Linked DNA regions of Mus musculus: region 1 is linked to region 2. Evidence: chromatin loops called from intact Hi-C (ENCODE). Cell type or tissue: left cerebral cortex. All regions are shown on one strand. Links, peaks and the distances in the headings refer to the core of each region. The heading gives the core; the rest is flanking DNA.

What was found. A loop is a pair of places that touch in the nucleus more often than their neighbours do. Peaks named below come from ENCODE experiments on the same cell type or tissue, not always from the same donor. Only the 100,000 strongest peaks of a DNase experiment are listed, where the experiment ranks them.
Region 1: it touches region 2 in a loop (2.2-fold over the local background); 3 of 42 quality-filtered maps call a loop at or near these places.

The regions. Positions count from the first base shown.
Region 1 is chr3:69,461,133-69,471,952 of GRCm38, reverse strand. All of the region lies in intron 1 of Ppm1l (protein phosphatase 1 (formerly 2C)-like), which reads right to left. Gm52607 (a long non-coding RNA gene) reads left to right here and starts at 9,820. Exons shown (of 3, transcript XR_003954496.1): 1 at 9,820-9,852; 2 at 10,256-10,418. In left cerebral cortex, for the core only: a CTCF peak has its summit at 5,913; DNase peaks (open chromatin) are centred at 3,882, 5,322 and 5,990; H3K27ac peaks cover 1,882 bases.
Region 2 is chr3:69,365,753-69,376,572 of GRCm38, reverse strand. All of the region lies in intron 1 of Ppm1l (protein phosphatase 1 (formerly 2C)-like), which reads right to left. Among named protein-coding and RNA genes, the nearest start is that of Ppm1l, 54 kb to the right of the region's middle. In left cerebral cortex, for the core only: a CTCF peak has its summit at 7,008 (motif pointing left); DNase peaks (open chromatin) are centred at 7,922 and 8,500; H3K4me3 peaks cover 747 bases; H3K27ac peaks cover 1,359 bases.

The DNA of each region.
Region 1 (10,820 bases), core at 3,824-8,823, 95 kb before region 2:
AACTATTTTTAATAACCAACTCATTTAACCCGACAAACTGCCTTAACCTAAATGGGGATTTGGGGTTAAAAACAATGAAAACCCCATTAAGAATAGTAGTTAGGTCTGTGTTGGGTTGGACTGAAGTGAGAAACTCTGACTCCATCGGCCTTGCATCTCGGCTCAGAGCTGCCGTTGTAGTTTGTCTGCTGCTATAACAAAATGCCGTAGAAAGTCTCTTAGTTAGGGTTATTGCTGCTGTGATGAACACCACGGTAAAAAGCAAGCTGGGAAGGAAAGCTCACACTTCTACATCACGGTTAATTATCAAAGGAAGCCAGGACAGGAACCCAGAGGTAGGAGCTGATGCAGAGCCCATGGAGGGGTGCCGCTTACTGACTAGCTCCCCACAGCTTGCTCAATCTGCTTTCTTATAGAACCCTGAACCACTATTCCAGGGATGGCACCACCCACAGTGGGCTGGACCCTCCACATGATCACTAGTTAAGAAAATGCCCTTTTGGTGGAGCTTATGGAGGCATTTTTCTCAAGAGAGGCTCCCTCCTTTCATATGACTCTAGCATGGGACCAGTTGGCATAAAATTAGTCAGGACAAAGTAACATATAAAGAGAAATTCACTTTCCTATAGTTCCAGAAGAAGAAAGCTCCAAGATCAAGCCTTGTCTCTTATGGTGCTATGTAGGTATCCACACAAGGCAACCATGACAGAGGGACAAAAGAGGCCTAGCTATTTGCCTTCAGCTCTTCGAAGTTCACTAAACCCATTTGTGAGGGCTCTGCCCTCAAGACTACATCACCCCCTAAAGTCCCTAGGACTGCTATGTTGGGGATTAAGTTCCCATCTTGGAAAGGTCACAATCATCAAAACACAGTGTCACTGTCCTTTATATGTCTTTCCTTTTCAACAACGGGAGAAGACGATGAGGACCAGCCTCTCAGAGTCAGATTCAGGTCCTCAACACCAGTCAGGTTTGGTCTGAAGGAACACCACAGAGAGTCTCTAGTTGGCCCTGCTTCATCTAGTCATATCTCCTGAACCAAGCTCTACCCAACGGGGTGAGATGCCAGTGCACCAGTCCTTCGTTCAGGAGAGTAAGTGATCTGTTGTCTGACGTGAAGAAGGGTGTCGGGCAGAATAGTAGTGAGCCTGGCTACACCCATGGTCCTACCACAGAGGATAAAAAGCAAGTAACACAACCAAAGTCATACAAACTGGAAGTGCGTCTCTGGCCCTGGAGCCCTGATCATCTATCTAACTGCAATCTGTGCCACTTCTAATGCTCTAAATTGCTAGTTTATACTATTTACATAGTGTATGCGCGCATGCATATGGAGGTGAGGACACGCTGTGGAGCCCTTCCTCCATGTGGGCTCCAGGGTCGGGCCTCGGGTTGTGAGGTTAGGCAGACAGCACCTTTACCAGGTCAACCATCTCCTTGGCCCTGAATCTCTCTTTTAAAGGATTGTCTGGGTCAGGGATGTAATTCATTTGCTGTCCTCAGAGAGGACATGGATTAGATGACTGCACAGCAGGTCATGAGCTGGATCCTCACAAGAGCCACTCCATCCTCCTGTTTAATCCGTTCCATATGCCCTCACTGGGTACTACTATCTAGTACGTGCCTGACACTCATTCCGCTTACACTACTGCTCCTTGTCTGTGAGCCCTAAACCGAACAAACCCCCTGATCCCCATGGTAACCTACAAAAAAGGAAATTAGCATAATAAATTCACATAATCCCCAATTAAAACTGACCATCAGTGACTGGTTTCGTTTGACTGGCTATAGGGGGAGACAGGCAAATAGCTTTTCTTACAGACATGCTAATCACTAACATATACATGATAGAAATAACAGATGCCACAAACCCCAAAATATTTTTTGGCATAAAAAACAAACCATATAGCTTGTAAGGGTTTCACTGCCAAAAGGTTTGTCTCTAATTTGCCATGCAGAGTCATTGGCATTGGACCATAGCCACAGTTACAATGTAAAGAAGGACGTCAGACAGCCACGAAGGGAGGCTGGTGGCAAGCGGGGGGGGGGGGGGGGGGAGGGAGCAGGCAGCAGATGGAGGGTACCTTACAGAAAGGAGGTTAACAAATATCTTACAGAAGCTAAATTTAGGCCTTGAACACAGCTACACAAACAGTTGCCTTATATTCTCACTCTATGGCTGCTCCCTGCTTTTAAACCCCTCAAAGCACGACTTAACACCAGCCACAGCAGACCATACAACTTCAAAGGCACAAGTAGAAATTCCTTTGCTTCCCCAACATTACTTCCTTGAGAGCGCTTCTGGATAGAAGAGATAACACAGCCCAGCTTTGATTAGGGGTCTCTGCCAACTTGCTGTATTAAAGTAGCACAGGCTAGGGGCTCTTATCTTTGCTTTCAGTCATGGGGTGTTCCTTGTACACAGAGCTTCAGGCAAAGCAGAGATACAGCAAAAAGTCCCTGGTCCCCTTGTCAGCCGTCAGAGTGTCTATTTGCACACCGCTGACCTTAGGTAGAATACCTAATGGTTCTTGATTTCTTGGTTCATTTGCAGACATACTATGTGCTATGAGGCATCCTGGGAGCATCTATGATTATTTATAGGGCTATACCAAGCTCCTTGGATTATATCTGAAATGAAAACAAGCATAAGTGCTTTGCCGCCTTAAGGAACTCCCTCCACCAACCCAGGCCCTACATCTGTAATAAGCTGTGCAAGTTGGGGGGGGGGGGGGCTCAAGAGACTGCTATCATGATGACCCCATTTAAGGTCAGAATGACATCTGGTGGCAGTTCCTTGACTGGACCTACCTCTCACACCCCTAGCAATGGGGGGGGGGGGTGTCTGTGTGAGTTATGCATCTGCAGAGAAAAGAAACAAGGATGCATGAGAGAATAGGACCAGATATGACAGTGGACGAGACTCTCAGTCAAGGCCTTGCCTCAGAGGTCCTTGATACAGGACATGTGTTTCTAAGCCCCCTCCCCTCCCCAGAAAAGGGCAGTGGACGGTCTGAGTGGGTTCTGTCTTCTCTCCCCGGAAACAACTGTTCAACCCAGGAGCAGACACCTCTGTGTAAGTCATTTCCTCCTCTCAAGTGCCTGCTTCTCTTTCACTGATAATTACATTTGAGGTTACTACAGAAGTTGGCTGGTGTAACTAAACCTCAGGGTCCTCTAAAAACAGGGTAGCATCATTTTTATCTCATTAAGGCACAGATCTGAGGACTTCCTGAGATGATGAAGTTAAGGACTTGGTCCTCTGCTTCCAGTCACGGCAGATTATTTTTGCAGTAATACGTGCATGCAAAGAATCATTTCCTAAACGCATTACAGCCAGCATGGAAATGACAGGTTACAAACGTTACTGTTAAGGATCAATTTAGAGCAGTATGCCAGACTCCAGTGAATCATTTCATCACTTGAAAACTTCAGGATCCCCATTTCCAACACCCACCCGCAGCGTGAGTACGAACTGGAATTCAGAGTTCAGGCTTAACACATGCAAATGTAGTGCTTTTAAGTAATGGTTTTCAGTAAGCCTGGTAAACCAGACCTGCAGAGCAGCCACTGCAAAACAAAATGGCCATGACTGCTTCTCATTTGGAAATAGCATGTGGTTTTCATACTCAGAATTGTTAAGAGCAGATCTCAATGACCAGGGATGGCTTCTTGATTTTTCTCCTTCCTGCGCATCGAGCTGTTTGCACAGATGCAGTCTGCTATGAAAGGGAATGGAAGCAAACAGGAGCAAACAGTCACTTTGCTCAGCTAGGTAATCTGAAGCCACAGCCCTTCCTCAACGAGGCTTTAAGCCAGGAAAAAGCTGACAGAACAAGAGATCTAAAAGGAAGTCTAAATGTGACATGTTTCCTATCACCCATATAAGTCATATAAGTTCATATTTTAGGCTCACTTTGCAAAAACCTCACAGCTGACCTGTTAACTCATGGCAACATTACCCTGCTAGAACACACCTGGCATGAATTGCTGTGTGTTGCGCTTAGCTGAAGGCATATACGTCAGAAACTCGAGCAGGCTGTGCAATAGCACGCTTGCCAAATACCACCTAACCTGAGGACGCTGCATTTCTGTAGCATGCCAGTTTATATAAGCTCTATTATATGTCTTTCTAGCAAAATATGGGAGGTTTAGGGTGACTTCCACATCTGGAAGTTGTCCCACCATTATCAGGATAGATTTGGCTGGCTCCACTTTCTTCTCCCTGATCTGGAGCCTTCAAACAGGAATGACCTCCTTTCTGGGCCAGACTCCCTTTCCATCCTGAGATTTTCACATTAGAAAGAGATCCAGAGCATCTAAAAGCTCTAATGTCCTTATCAAATGTAGCATTACCCACACTGCTCCTGAACCGCCCCAGAATATTACGTTACTTGATGTCTACAAAATTTTCAGGCTTCAAGTCATTTTTCCTTGGTTTCCCTCACAGCCTACAGCCAAGCTCTGTAGGAACAAAGTGCGAGTTCTGAAGAACGTGGGTCCTCCTAAAATAAACGTCTTTCATCATTCCAGTGGGTAAGAAACAAACAAAATACAAGCTCGAAATGAAGACTTTCAGTAGGACACTTGCAGATAACCTCGGGCCCCTTCTGCACAGTAGCTCTCTTCATGGGTTGTGGGCACATAGGCCATCCAGGTGGTATGATCCATCTGTGTTCTCCGTGTGAAGATGTCAGGAGGGAACTACTCAGAGGACTTTCTACTTGGCGTCTCAATGCACTTCCATGGATTGTGACAGAAAGGACTCTGTGGACACCCTAAGGTGTCATCAGATGCCATCCTGTCCCACGTTCCTGAGTTTGTGGCCAGCCTCACATGCATTTAAAAGTGAGCGGTGAAGGAGAAACGGCCATTTTCCCAGTTGACCGCTTTACTACTTAGCTTTCTAGCACTGTCTCTGTATTCTCCAACCTGAGGTGATGTGGAAGCAGTAGGGCAGGAGGAAGGCCATTTCCAAAGCATTACTGGTGTGAGCCCATTTAAGAACCCAACCTCATAGACTGCCTAATAACCTAAAGCTCGCTAAACTAAGGGCAGGCACATTTCCTAAGTCATCTTGAATGAACTAGAACTTCCCGACCCAGACCCCTTCACTAGAACAGCTTCTGAATCACCGCCCCCCCAAAAAATCACAAAATATAGTACGACTTTAAGGAAGGCTGCTTAGAATAAAACATTCAGAAACTATCTTCAATGGAAGTAAGCAGGAAGGACCCATCCTAATGGCCTCTGTACTGTGAATCAGTTTCCCAGCTGACTTTAAGGGAACTGCCAAACTCTCACCACCAAGTGTTATTTCATGTGTACATGAAATCTTGGAAGGCACAGTACCTTCAGTTATAAAATAAGCATCCAGTGGACGCAGAATGAATAAATGGCTTTTAGGTGAACTTTTTCTTTCCTGTGTGTGATTACTTTCTAATTAATGAATGAATAAATTTTATTTTAATGTGTGTGGGGGGTCTTCTGCTTGTATCTTAATTTGTGCACCATGCACACCCAGTGCCAGTGCCCGTGGAGGCCAGACGAAGGGTGATGGAGGGAGCTGCTTGTATGGGTGCTAAGAACCAAATCTGATCCTCTGCAAGAGTAGTGAGTGATCTTAACAAACCAAGCATCATCCCAGACTCCAATAGGCTGAATGTAGTAGACCACCAACTCTACTTAACTTGCTACCAACCATCTCTAAGTTAAATCTATAGCAACCCTTGAGTGGCATTAATATCTAGAAGAGAAGAAACTGAGTAGAATTAGGAGTTTAGGCAACAAAAACCAAGCCCAATAGTTAGGCACCCAAGTACATAACCCCAAATCTCACTGCTGGGCTGCGTTCAACCTCGCTTTATCAGATGCTCTCTGAGGAGAGGACTCCTGTCTTTTAAGGCTAAAATTGCATTCCTTTTGTCTTGCACAGTGCCTGACATATGGATAGTTCTAAAAATACTATTACATAATTCTGCTTGCTGTCAATTCCAAAAATACACCAATCCTTTAGATTGCATTGCTGTGGGAATCACGAACATGACCAAGCTTACTTACATCATTGTAAATGTTGGGGTTGTACAGCCCAGGGGAGATGGAGGAGTATAAGAGCTCACCTAGCTCCAAAAGCCTTTCGGCCTAGAGGGAACTCAGTGATAAAAGCTAGGCCCCAGAAGTTAAAGTTCAATGGATAATGAAGGTTTTTGTGATTAGTCAGGTGTTCGGGTTAGTTTTATGTCAAATTGATCCAAGCTAGAGTCAAATGAAAGGTAGGAGCCTCAGTTGAGGAAATACCTTCATAAGATCTAGCTGTCTGGCATTTTCTTAATGACTGATTGATATGGGAGGGCCCAGCTCACTGTGGGTGGTACTGCCCCTGGGCTGGTGGTCCTGGGTTCTATAAGAAAGCAGGCTGACCAAGCCACAAAGAGCAATTCAGTAAACAGCACTCCTCCATGGCCTCTGTAGCACCTCCTGCCTCCAGGTTCCTGTCCTCTTTGACTTCCTGTCCTGACTTCCTTCAGTGAGGACAGTGATATAGAAGTGTCAGCCAAACAAACCTTTCCCTCCCCAGCTTGATTTTTGGTCACAATGTTTCGTTGCAGCAATAAAAACCCTAAAACAGCAGAACTTTGTAATGTGGAAAAATGTAAATCCACAGACTTAAGTCATAGAAGACTGAGAAGACACAATAAAACAGGCTGTATGAGAACCATCTAGGGAGCTAAGACTCTACCTGATGTCACATGGAAATCTCTGGTCATGAATAGCTTCCGTATATGCAGAAATAGCTCTGAATTATATGGTATTAGATAACTTTCTCTGACAGTGCTTCGCCATGCTCTGGGTCTTTGCAGCTCTAAGACTAGAACTGACTAAACTGCCTGGTCATGACAAGTCTTAATTAACAGAAACACCAACTGCTTTCCTTAAATGGATTTGTATTTTTATATCCTAGATGCTCAAAAAGTTTTGAAATATGACAAACATTTTTAAAAAGTAATTTCCCATTCAGTAATCTACTCACTTCTGGCATTTTATGTTATTTAAAGCATAAGTTTAAAAATGATGCTTGTTGTTATTTACTAGATCTGAATGTATTATGATTTACAAACCAGTGATATTTAAAACCAGACAATTTAAATAAAAGGGAATGGAGATTTATTAAATTTATAAAAATAGCTGAAATGCTTTATTATCTCTGTAGATAAGACCAGAGATAACTTAAAATTAATATTAAACTTGGGGCAGGAGGGATGGCCCAGTGGTTGAGAGTACATGCTGCTCTTGTAAAGGGTACTGGTTTGATCCCCAGCACCCACACAGTGGCTCAAAGCTGTCTGTAAATCCAATCCCAGAGGATCTGATACCCTCTTTAAACTTCTCTGGATACTGCACACACACGGTGCACTGACAAACACCCAGGCAAATCATGCTTACACGTAAAAATTTAAAAATTTACCTAGCTATAAGTAAAAGAGAAGTCACTAGAATTGGAAGTTTTTTTTTAAAAAAAAGCTTTTTAAAAACCTCTAGACTTTGAAGATTGCAATGAAAGTCATATAGACAGACAGACGGACAGACAAACACACACATACCTAAAGACCTTTAAAAATAAAAATAAAATCTCCAGTTTTTCCTCATCCCATCTCTGACTCAGTCACCCTCATGTTTAGTCTGCTGATTGCCCAGTCAGTATGGCTGGAATCAATTAATGGCATGCCTGCAGGCTCTACCATAATTACGCAGGAGGAAAGATTAAATAGCAATCAGCTTTTGTTGCTTTTGTTTTTTGACATTCTTAGACACATACTACAGTGAAGAACATGGACTGTCTAAATATCAGGAACTTCAATAAACTTTGCTTAGTGAGATCGAACCCAATTTTCTGTGTCTAGCAACACTGGAAGAAGAAAATAGTGCTTCATAGATTTTAGATACAGACTAAGCAAGATAAGGCTGGAAAGAGGAATAAAGATGCAAGACAATATGATCACAGTCTATGTCTTTCAGGTGTGGTCACCTTCCCGTATGCCACAGGGGGTTGGTATGCACATTTTCACGCTGAAACTGGACCATGCAATAGTAAGTTTCTAGCATATGAGAAAAGTCTGGGCACAGTCTTTAGAACCAGCATTTTGTGAGAGAGACTCTGACCACATCCTCTTACTTGTGTGTGTGTGTGTGTGTGTGTGTGTGTGTGTGTGTGTGTGTGTGTGTATGTGTGTGTGTGTGTATATGTGTGTGTGTGTGAAGTCTATCTGGCAGAATACATAGAATCCTAAATCCTTAAACTGCAGAACATGTCATGATAGCTTTTGGAAGACAATACAGATGACAGAGAATGTAATGCAGCAAGGTATGGAGATCAAATGCATAAATGCATCTGGTGAGTTCAGCTGTCTCGTGGCAGCATGCAGTCCAGCCTGAAGGATAGGGGATCTTTCGGTGCACCCATAAACCAAGTCCTTTTGAGCAGAAAAGGCAAACAGGGTTTGATCTCGGGGTTTTCTAATTTAGCTCCCACTGTTAAACTCTGTTTTAAAGGTAGAGGCACTTTGAGGAGGTGAAATCCTGGGATGAGAAAGAAAGAGGCAGGTACCTTAGAGTTTGGGGTCTTGGCCCTTATTTGTCATAGAACTGTAGATTTCTGAGAAAGATAGCCACAAATGGATGCAGTGGTTGGCCCTAGAACATTCTACTTGAGTCTGGTACTGTGTGATACACCTTCTGGGACGAGGACTATGGGGCAGGCACTTTGGGAAGCTGCCCACCTTCACAAAGTACACTGCTATTTTGGCCTTGTCAAAGAATCGGAAGTTACAATAACTGATAGTGGCCTTCTCCCTAAATTCCCACAATTCACTTAAACCCTGACAGGTGTCATAGCGGAAGTTTGGTGGTGGGAGACTCTGATAATGAATGATATTAGGTCTTCATGAGCAAGAGAGGCTTTAAAGTTGATTTAGCCTGAGCAACAACAACAAAAAAGACAAGTGCTTAGCGCAGAGCAATTTAGAGTAGCTACTTGCTACCTTTCCACTGCAAAACGGGGCAAGGGCAAGTGCACGGCCCCTCCCCGCCTTTTTGAGACAGGATTTCACGGGACGCCTCCTACCTTAGCCACCCATGAGCCCACCATGCCCACCTCCTGATCTGTATTCTCTTTCTAACAGGATATATTTCAACACTGTGAATGAAAAGTACCTTAAAGCTAAGCTTTTGTTCAACAAGCAATACAGTATGTGTAAGGTCTTCTTCCAGTGAGCAGCAGGCTAAGGACAAGCAGACCTGTGACACCACTGAGAAATGTTGGGGAAGATATGTGTATATTTTTATCTTTAAGGTTCTCAACCTTCCTAATGCTGTGACTCTTTAATTCAGATCTTCGTGTAGTGCTGACTCCTAGTTGTAAAATTATTTTCATTGCTCTTTCATAACTGTAATTTGCCATTGTTATAAATTGTAATGTAAATATCTGATATGCAGAAGGTTTTAGGAAATCCCCTGTGAAAAGAAGGTTGCTTGACCCCTGAAAAGGTTGTTTGACATAATCCACAGGCTGAGAACCACTGCTTTAAGGCAATGCTACTCGAATGGACACAGTTTAACCATGTAGTGAGAGAGAGAGAGAGAGAGAGAGAGAGAGAGAGAGAGAGAGAAAGAGAGCAGCTCTTAAGCATCTCATTTAGGAACTCAAATGAAGAAGAAACAGAAGGGTACGGGGATGTTAGCATTCTGTTTAAACTCCACCCCAGTTACCTGGCAACAGCCAGGTATGCTTCACTCCACAGTTACCTGGCAACAGCCAGGTAAGCCTAACCCAGTATAAAAGGGGCTGCTTGCCAGGTAAGAGTGGCTCTCTTGTTCCTTTCTTGCTCTCTGGGTCTCTTGCTCTCTTGCTCTTCCCTTCCCCATCTCTCCCCATTCCTTCCCACTCCTCTCCATGTGCTCATGGCCAGCCTCTACTTCTCTACTCTCTCTCTGCTGTTCTCTGCCTCTACTACCCTCTAACTCCCCTCCCCATGCCCTGAATAAACTCTATTCTATATTATACTGTCATGTACTGGTCCCTCAGGGGGAAGGGATGCCTTGGCATGGATCTGCTGAGACATCCCCTTCCCCCATACCTCACCACACCCCCATAGAACATATCCCCCTATTTCTCTTTACATAAACACATCGGTGGACATACAATGAGATCAGATAGAGAAAAGAACAAGGTTTGCTTAGAAAACTTTTGCCTCGACAGAGTTCAGATCCTAAAAGAAACTGGCTCAACCAGACTCTTCATGTGGTGTTTAGTGAGATCTACCTCAACCAATAGTATTGATCGTATGATTGGCACTCATGCAAATAGAGGAATCCAAAGCCATCATCCTAGTCTGAGATACTGCAAGTTCTTCACTAACCATGTGAGTGTTTTACTCCCTCTTCTAAACACTAAACATGGTCTCCTGTCATTTGGATGGATTTCCAAGTCAAAACGATATGAGTGCAGCACTCTGAAGTTTACCTCATGTCATTTTCCTCTATGCCAATTTTTTATCACCACCAACTTTGTCCGCACTGAACTATTTCTATTTTCTGGATTAAAATTTTCTGCGAAACACATAGTCTTATTAGTAATTAGATCAGTTAAATAACCCACACTATTAGAATCAAATTGGCAGTGATTATTAATGATTCACTAAAACATCACTTTCCAAGGGAGTCTCACCTAGCCTAGGCTGGATTTGAACTTGCCATGTAGCTCAGGGCAGCCTTGAACTCCCTTTGCCTTCATCTCCTGAATGTTGATGTTGTAAAAATACACT
Region 2 (10,820 bases), core at 3,929-8,928:
AAGAATTATAGGAGCCAGGCAATGGTGGTGTACGCCTTTAATCCCTACACCCAAGAGGAGTAGATGGCGGGAAATAATCAAACTTAGGGCTGAAATCAACCAAATAGAAACAAAAAGAACTATACAAAGAATCAACAAAACCAAGAGCTGGTTCTTTGAGAAAAATCTACAAGATAGATAAACCCTTAGCCAGACTAACCAGAGGGCACAGAGACAGTATCCAAATTAATAAAATCAGAAATGAAAAGGGAGATATAACAATGAAATATATCTTAAAATAATTATTCTATTTCTTGAATATTAACAGTTGAAAATATTAAAATCATGTTCTACAAACATCATGGAAATATTATTGTTAATTTTTCTCACTGTATTTTAAATTAGCATTTTCTTAATGTTTAACTTCAAAGAGTTTTTGCTGTTTTGAAAATTTTAAAATATACTCCCTGATAAAATCATATCTCTCCTAGAAACACTGATAATGTTTTTTAAATAAACTGATAGTTAGACAATGTACACAGATATATAATGCATTTTAAATACTCTCTCATGTCAGGTGGTATCATATAAGGGCTTTTGAATATATTTCTTAATAATTCATTTTTAATATTTTATGATCTTTTACTATGATTAATTCTTAAAGAATATTTTGTATATTTTGAAACAATTTAGTATTCAACATTAGATATAGGAGCCTCAGTTATGGGTAGCATTAGAAGTTCATTAATGATATTTTTAGGGTATAAAAGGGTATGAATATAAAAGTTGAACAATTTTTATTTTTTATTTGATTCTCAAAATACTCAATATTATTAATGTGTTAGATTATAAAATGCATGTAAATAATAAAAAATAATAAAATAATAAAACAAACTAAAAGTAATGAGCCAGCCACACAAAGCCAAGTAGCAAGGGACCTCAATCCTGGGTAGAAACGTTTAAAAGTCAATCTCATGGAAGGTGAGAATTTGAACAGTAGGGTAATGGAGGAGAGTGAGGAAGAGTGGTCAGGGAACACTAAGTTATCGTTAAAGGCAAGTTCTGTGTGCACAGCACAAGGAACAAGGGAACAATGGTGTGATGCACACTTCAAAAACTACAACATTATGAAGGTTGTCACTATAAAAATATGGTGAATGCTTAAGAAAACACATTATACAGTATGTACACATATTAGACATTATATGGTAACATTAATATACACAACTTTCATGCAACAGTTACAAAAAAAGGAAAATATAAAAATACATGTTTAAAATGTGAGCTATAATTAGTCCTGAATTGGGCTGTTCGTGGCACTAGAACAGGTCCACCTGGTTTGGTTTTTCTCAGTGTTTGAGATGGCATTCAGGTCTCCACACCTTAAGCAAGCACTTGACCATGAAGCTGTTCTCTCTGCCCCTCCGTCCTCTTTGAAGGACATAGCTCTATATGCAGCCACCCACCAGGCTTTCAGTGACAGAGCCTGATTGTGGCCACGATCCCAGTGGTGGAGTTACACTGGCCCAGCCACACTGTCTCATCTAGAACTCCAAATATCACGGGGTTTACTTTTGGCAGGTGGGGAGCAGAGTTTAAACTGGACGGCTGGCTACAGAATGAACAAGCTGGCTTGTATAACGCTCCAATCCATGGGATTTTCTACATTAAAAAAAAAAAAAAAAATTCTCAGCTCAGTCAGTTGGTGCTTGCCCTACACCAAAAAGCTGGGCCTCGCGGCATGAGCTTGGGCTGGGAAGGCAGATGCAGACAGATCTCGGGTCTCACTGGCCAGCCATCTCAGCCTAATCAGTGAGCCCCAAGTCAAGGGGAGAGCCTGCCTCAGAAAACAACCCAGGCTGGAGAGGAGCCTCAGCAGCTGAGAGGCTGCTCCTCCAGCAGACCCTGGTTCAGTTCCCAACCCTACGTGGTGGCTCACACCGATCTGTAACTGATGTCCTCTCTGGCCTCCACAGGCACCAGATGAACATGTGGTACACAGACACACAAGCACATGCAGCCAAATAGCCATACATATTTAAAAAAAAAAAAAAAAGGAATCAACATAACAGGAAAGGATTTGGTGGGTGGAGATGACACGGGAGAGAGTAATCAGAATGTGTTATATCCACATATAAAATTGTCAAAGAACAAATTTAATAAAAAACGGGGTGGGGGAATGACACCCAAAATCGTCCTCTAATCTTGATATACACATATACAAATATACAGAGAGAGAAAATTTCCTGTCCTGACACGATAATAAATAAATTAAAAATACTATCAGCTATATGATTCGGTACTTTTAAGTATTTTCTTAGTTTGCAGTTGCTGTATCAAATACCAGGAACTAACTAGCTCGTAAGACTAGAAATGTATTTACCATTGTTCTAGAAAGTAAAAGAGGAAGTACTGGTGACAGCAGTCAGGCTCTGGCCCCTCCATGTCGCAGACAGCCTTTTTACCCCGCCACTGCAGAAGAAGCGGGTTACCTCACTCAGCTCTCCTCACAAGAGAACAATCCTGTTTATCTGGGTATCACCTTCATGACCTAGTCATCTCCCTTGTCCAATACCCTGGCACTGGCCCTTAAAGTACAACTGTTTATAATCTGCGTGGCCATCTAAGAGCCTCAACTTCACTTTGCATTAACATTTCAAAATAACTAATTCTGAGAATTTCCCCATTGCTCCAGTCACCTGTAATCAAGAACAACTTTAAGAAAAACCAAAAGAAGTAAACAAGCAGAAGACAAAACAAGATTCACTGGAGTCTTGTGAATAAGACTCCCATGAATTTCATCTTACCAAAAGCCTCTCTGGCAACCGTCCAGGAGTCCGCTGCCTACACACATTATGCATGCTAATTTATGCAAAGCAGGCTCTCCTTTTCCCCTGGAGATAACAGAAGATGGCTCCATCTTACTTTATGAGTGTGACTTTTCACTGTCTTCTAAGATTTTTTTCTTGTTCCTTTTCCTATCTCGTGTTTTCCTATAGCTTTCTACTTGTTTTGTTTAAATACAGTATTATTACCACCGTCAGACTTTATTATCACTATAATACAGCAATTTGTATCTCACAACTCTCCAAAATTGAAATATACCTTCTAATCAATACTACTCATGAAAAATTACTATCAATATGCCCAGTAAAGTTAGATAGCTTACTTAAAATAGGTATTTTTTTTTAAAAAACACAGGTGTTTGAAAGAACCTATAGCATAGCACACTATTAAATACCTAAGACACAAATAAAAATATGCAAAAAACACTCTTGTTCTATTTTTTTTTTACCTTAATTACACAAAATATCCGTAGAAGGTTTGCCATTAGTTGAGACAGGATGTCACTGACACTGATCTCTGACTGGTGATCACTGCAACTGGAGGCACAGGCCACCATGCCCCCTCAAATTATTCTTTATAAAACTCTGTAAGGCTTTTGTACAGTGAGGGGAAGACAGGCTTTGCAGCCAGATGGATCTCCTGAGTCTTCCTTCAGCATCAGAATCCTGAAATCTCATATTTTCATTTAAACAACACATTTACTTTTTAGAAGCTAGAGAAACGGCTTAGCAGTTAAAACCAACTGCTCTTCCAAAGGACCCATGTTTGGTTCCCAGAACCAAGCATCTGCAACACCAGTTCTAGGGGCTCTGGCGCCCTCTTCTGGCCTCTGAGAGCATGAGGCATGAACATGCTGCAGACACACATGCAGACAAAACACACACACACACACATGAAACAAAACAGAATCATTTTCTTTTACGATAACATTTCTTCATACAAGGAACATCTTATTTGATTAGTTGCTTTCAGAAAGAGAATCCAAAAGAGATAGGTTTCAAACAATGACAACTGAGTTAGATGGTTTATCGTTAATTATAATTAGCTTATATTTAACAAACAGTGGTATAGAAAGTAAAATAAAATACATAACAATAGGATAATTCTCTTTTCTGTTGTTTGTTTTTGTTTTCTTTATTTCCTTTGTCCATTAGTTGAGACAGGATGTCGCTGACACTGATCTCTGACTGGTGATCACTGCAACTGGAGGCACAGGCCACCATGCCCCCTCAAATTATTCTTTATAAAACTCTGTAAGGCTTTTGTACAGTGAGGGGAAGACAGGCTTTGCAGCCAGATGACATGGGTTCTGACCCTGCCCTTGTCTCTGAATCCTAAGACTCTGAGAAAAGGATGATATGAAACTATGTAGGTAATGTTATTTATTGCAACACTTCACTAATAAGAGCTCAATAAAGATCGCATTGCTATTAATAGAAGGAATATTGAATACGCATTTATCTTGTCATCTGCCAAGACTCTACTGGAATGCAATGAGATTCCAGAGAAACGCACAAATACAAAGAAAAGTCAGGAATAAACTTTTGGAGAGTGGAAGACATATGGAAGAGTCCTAAGTAAGCTGGCACTGCAGAGAAAGTGGATCTCAGGTCCAGTACCGGACTCAGAGCTGCACTGCTGCAATCTAAAGTTCCCCAGAGGGACCTACTCACGACTTACAGGGTTATTTCCAAGCATCCCCATCTCTAGAACGACACGGGGCAATTTTTAATTACATACAAAATTGCAATTCACTGCTTCTGCCAATGCAGCCAGGACCCTGTGGACAAGGGTTTCAGTGTGTTGGGTTTTCTCCTTTACATTTTTTATTTTCATTTATTTGTTTTTAGTTGTAGCAATAAATGAAAAATAAAATGATTCGGACTGGTTAGAAGCAGCAACAAAACAAATCAAAGGGTACAGCTTTCAGGAATAGCAACATGCCATTAAACCAACTAACACTGACAGGTAGGCTCTCAAAGAACAAGCCAGGTTCACCAAGACTTCCTACGGTTAAATTCCCTGGTTCAGATCTCAGTATCACCAACACTTACATACCAAGGGTTCAAAACTTAGAGAGGAACAAGGTACTGGCAATGTCACCTCTCACACAATACCTCAGCCCAATACCTGTGATACACTGTAATGGAATGATAATTTAATTCAATCAATGTGGGGAACAATTTAGTGATAGCTAGTTAAGCTTAAAGTATGCATATATTACTGGCTGATAACTTCATCCATACAAATATATCCCTAATATCTCTTTCATTTATACTCAAGAAGTCAATACAAAAACACTCGCAGCAACATCAGTGACAGCAACAAACAGGAAAACTACTGACACATCCATTATCAGAAAAACAGACTCAAAGTTTGGAGCTGAGACGAAGGATGGACCATCTAGAGACTGCCATACCCGGGGATCCATCCCATAATCAGCCTCCAAACGCTGACCCCATTGCATACACTAGCAAGATTTTGCTGAAAGGACCCAGATATGGCTGTCTCTTGTGAGACTATGCCGGGGCCTGGCAAACACAGAAGTGGATGCTCACAGGCAGCTATGGGATGGAATACAGGGCCCCCAATGGAGGAGCTAGAGAAAGTACCCAAGGAGCTGAAGGGATCTGCAACCCTATAGGTGGAACAACAATATGAACTAACCAGTACCCTCCCAGAGCTCGTGTCTCTAGCGGCATATGTATCAGAAGATGGCCTAGTCGGCCATCACTGGAAAGAGAGGCCCATAGGTCATGCAAACTTTATATGCCTCAGTACAAGGGAACGCCAGGGCCAAGAAGTGGGAGTGGGTGGGTAGGAAAGTTGGGGGGGAGGGGTATGGGGGACTTTTGGGATAGCATTGGAAATGTAAATGAAGAAAATACCTAATTAAAAAAATAAATAAATGAAAAAAAAGTCAGACTCATCCATTATGGTAAATCTAAGATAAAGACTTGATATCTGAAATTCGCTAGCTGTGTGTCATTTAATGTTAAAAGCATGAAAGAAAACAAAGATTATTTTGCAACCTTTATCTAAATACACGTGAAGTGTTGGTGAAGAACTCTGCCACATTATTAACGCAGAGCTTAAAACCCTACCTTTATCTAGGTGCCTACAACCAAGTACAGTAATGAACCCTATGTATACTGTATACTGTCCTAAATATACAAATTATGAAGAAGTTTAATTTATAAATTAGGATCAAAGATTGACAATAACTGAAGAGAATTTATAGAAATAATAAAACAGAATTGTTATTAAAATACCATAAAATTACTTCTAAATTTTAGATTGCTATTTCTGAAATTTTTCCACTTAACATTTCTCAAACCACAGTTGAAAACAGTTAAGTGAAATCTCAAATAAGAAGACACTATTTTATACTTTCACTGAAATCCTGACAAAGTGATGGTATGGGCTCACACCCATAATGCTATCTCAGAGAGGCTGAGGTAGGACAAAAGTCATATACGCATGTACAAGGCCATCTTGGGCCACATAACAATTCCCAGGCCAAACTAGGCATAGAATGAGACCCTGCCTTCAAAGGGAAAATAAATGAGCTAACAGAAAGACAAAAGTAGTATGTTTGTAGCCAGTGATGTTAATCTTGTAAATGTGTAGAATGGAACTCAACAACCACTCAAAAGGGCACCAAGGAGAAACTATATTTGATAATGGGCACCAAGACAGAAGGGAAGACAAAAGTTGGCTAAAAGGAGCTCAATACCTCAGGGAAGGCATTTCAGTTAACCAGGATTTCTCAACACTACATAGAGGCTTGCAAACAAGTCTACTGCCCCATCTGACTGATGTGCTAATTTTACATAAAACATGCCTGGGACTGTTCTTTTCATAGTTTACATGGTTTCATGTTCCATACTAACTCCTAAGATGCAGCTGTCTCTGCTCTAATCAAACCTTTGCTTCGTGTCCAACGCTGCTCTTGACATGTCCATACATCCTGCCAAACCCAGTGTCCTTCCTCCTCTTTGCTATCTTCCGAGCATCTGGCACTATTAAAGCTGACTCTCCCCTCTTTGAGAATCCCTGGCACCTACGTCTCTGCTCTTCCCATACTATGATTCCTTCAATCAAGAGCATGTACTGATTTTGCAAAGAACCCAAGTTTGGCCAACTATCTGTAAGGACAGCTCTAGAAGATATAGCGCCCTCTTCTGGCCTCTGTAGCCACCTGCTGTCACATGCACACACCCAATCACATAAGCAAAATTAAAATTTTTTTAAAAATTCTTTAAAGCCCTTTCTTTCCATCTGCTAACTGCAGGTCTACATATTATAGTAATGGGTAACTACACTCTATGTAATGTATTAACAGCTCCGCAATTCATTCTTGGGTCTCCACTTCTGTCTCTGTTTCTACCATCTACTCCAGGCTTCCATCAAGAAAAGATACTCACTGGTCACTATCTCTTCCATCAAAATATATCCACAAGAGAATTTCCATAAACCAACGAGCCTCAATCACATCCAACTCCCCTTAAAAGCTTCTCCCATCAGTGATAACACAGTTGTCTTAAAGTATTCAAGTAATTATGAGATCAAGAGATAAGAACCCAAAACTCATCATATACATATGTATGTATGTGTGTATACATATATATACATAGATAGATAGATAGATAGATAGATAGATAGATAGATAGATAGAGATATACATTTAAATTCTTTCTCTTACAATAAGCCTGTCGCCATTTTTCTATCAGATTACGGTCATTCTACATTGTACTCTATGCCAATATCACCAACAAGAACTTATAATCACTAGTAGCTATGCTGATTTTGCTGATAGCTATTCTAATCTAATATTATTAATTTTAAAAGACTCGGACATAATAGAATGGAGAGAAAAAGGAAGGAGAACTAGCTGTGGAATAACTACGTAGCCAAGGTCCTCACTGTAAGGGCAAAATAAGGTCAAAAGAAAGGCCAAGGCAGCTCTCAGATCGGATAACAGGGCCTCATGAATGGACAAAGCTGCCTTCCTGCTGCCCACTGATGCAGCAATACAGAGCCATGACATCACCTGTGATGCTCCCAGCCCCACCTCTCTTATCCCAAGCTCGAATTGGGGGGCTTGGGTTTTCCTCTAGACAGGAAAGAACTCTACCCTTGATATAAAATTAAAGAATTTGGGGACATTTTTAACTCAAACCAAAAATATCCCATCACTACACAGCCTGAATTTAGTCGGTCTAAAAAAAAAATTAGATTCCGTGACTTCAAGTCTCACATTTTAACTATATTTTCTCAGGCTATATTTATGTCTTCAAAAGAAAATGAGTTTTCTTTCACATTTCATTACATGATTTTTTTTTTCTCTCCCCAAAGAAAAACAGGGTGTAGTAAATAATCCTCACCCTTGTCACAAAGACCTCACCTTAACAGCCACCATCAAAATCGCTGCTGGTCACTGACACGCTCACGTCTGCACACGACCCATCTCCCATCGCCCAAGATTCCTGAGTCTTAAAACAAAAGACCCCAGAACTGGGACAGCAAAGGCAGGAGAGGCTTACAGCACAGACCAATCTGAGCTGCCAAGCAAGAAAGCAGAGTTGTTTAATGGAAATCTAGGTGTTACAGAACAATTCCATCTCTTCCTTGACTGAAGCGAAACGGGGAGCTCTATGCAAAGCAGAGGCTTTATATTCCGACAGCGTATTTTTGTGAGAACACAGAAAGCAGAGAAGGGATGTGGGGAAAATGATCTTGGTTACCTGAATGGTACGTATTTCAGTAAGATGTCTTATCCTTTTGGTTTGAGGCATCTGAGCCTGGGGAAAATGACTCAGCATTCTCATCCTGGTCTCTATCCACGGAATCGACAGAGTGCCCTTATTCAGAGCCCTGCCCTAGGCAACAGGTCAAACGCTCGGTTTGTTTTAGCAAATGATAACTTTCTCTTCATTTCTCCACCTCTCCCCTTCTCTTGAGCTCTGCTCGGGCTTCTGGGAAGAATTTCTCCCTGTGGGATGCCAGATATTTCGAGCCCATAAGAACAGTTATACCCTGCAAGAGTATCCACTGAGCAAAAATGTTTTAGCCCTGGATGAAACAGGTTTCCCACAGCCTTTAACATGCCAGTGAGGGCCCGGGGCTCTGAAAGTTAGCTGCAATGTGCAAGCATTTCCCAGTCATATTTGCCAGCAGAAAATATAGGCTCCGGAAAAAAAAAAAAAAGTTATACTTGACGAACATTCTGCTGAAATGGAAGACGGTCACGGACAAGCATCTGAGTCAGATCCTAGAGCTAAGTACCATGACTGTGAAGAGGACTCGGGCTGCTGCTGGGTTAGGTCCTAGACGGAGCCTTCGTTCTGCTGCATCCTCCTCCTGTTTCGCTGAAGCTGAAGCTAGTCCACTGTGCCTGTGTGCGTGGTCTGTGCAGAACCCACTGTGCAGGACCCAGCTGCCCAGCTACACAGCCCCTCCAGAGGGGAGCCCAGGAGATGAAGTCTAGGCAGGGAGGAAAGAGGCAGCCCTTGGAGGCAGAAGGTTGAGCTCTGTCCAACAGCATCTGCTGTGGGCTACTGTTTTGTTTTGTGGCTTTTCTTGTTTTATTCTGCTTTTTTGTTTTGTGGTGCTGGGGATCTAACTCGGAGCCCCGTCCGTGCACGTGGGACAAGCCAGCACGGGCTCCTCTACTGAGCTATCATCGCAGCCCCGTGTCTTCCTTCGGAATGGCTCCTTTACTTTACTTTTGTGATCTATGCAAGCTAAAACATCTTCCTAGTTGGTTTAGAAAAATAATACTAATCTAATGCCCTTAAAAACCTCCTTTTTCCCATTTGTCTATAAGGACGCTGCTGCCCCGGGTCCCTTGTTTGCGATTATACGGGTGCAGGCAGGCGAGTGGTCGAGGCGTGCTCCCCAGACCTGTGAAGCTAAATCAATAGCTTAGTTTGCCCTGGATTTATGACAGGATGCAGAGTATTCTTTCTATATTTGTAGAACAATGCGAAAATTGCATCTATCTTAGTTCATAAACAAAGGAACCGCCAAGACAACTGCTGTTAAATAATTTCTTTAAAGCTACAAGTCTGTTGCTGCTCCGTGGTTTGGAGAATATTTGTGGGCCAGTGAGATATCTCAGTGGGCAGTGGGTAAAAGTGCTTCCTGCCTACACTGAAGACCTAAGTTCAATCCCCAGAATCTACATTGTGGAAGGACAGAACAGACTCAATTTCTGACCACCCCCACCATCCATATCTCTCTCTCTCTCTCTCTCTCTCTCTCTCTCTCTCATCTCTCTCTCTCATACATGCACGCACACTACAAAAAATGTAATAAAATATTTAATCATGGGCTGGAGAGATGGCTCAGTGTTTAAGAGCACTAAGAGCACTGACTGCTCCTCCAGAGGTCCTGAGTTCAATGCCAAGCAACCACATGGTGGCTCACAACCATATGTAATGGGATCTGATGCCCTCTTCTTGTGTGTCTGAAGACAGCTACAGTACAGTCATATACATTAAATAAATAAATAAATAAATAAATAAATAAATAAATAAATAAGAATATTTAATCATGATGAAATACAATAACATAAAACTTTATGTCCCCTTAGCATTTCAAAGTCTCAATGGCATTAATAAAAGAGATAGCTAATATACAGAAAACTTTAGTTTATCAAACAACTCAGAAAAAAAAAAATGCCATTTTGCCCATAAACAAGAAAGCTATTTATTAACAGTAGCTAAGAGGACAAAAAACAAAAATAAAACAGATCCTTACAGGGCATGTAAATAACATATTAAAAGAGGCAAACTACCCTGCAAAGGAAGGGGCTCCAGAAATAAGCATGACCTACACTCCCTCTCAACACATCTGCACACCTTCTCAAAACCTCATCTATAACGCTGCTCTAAAGAGACAACTGGACAAGGGTCCTTGAGAAGCCAGGCAAAGCATCGCTGTGAGCATAGCGTAGGATAGAGTGGACTCCCTAACCCAGGTTTCTGAGG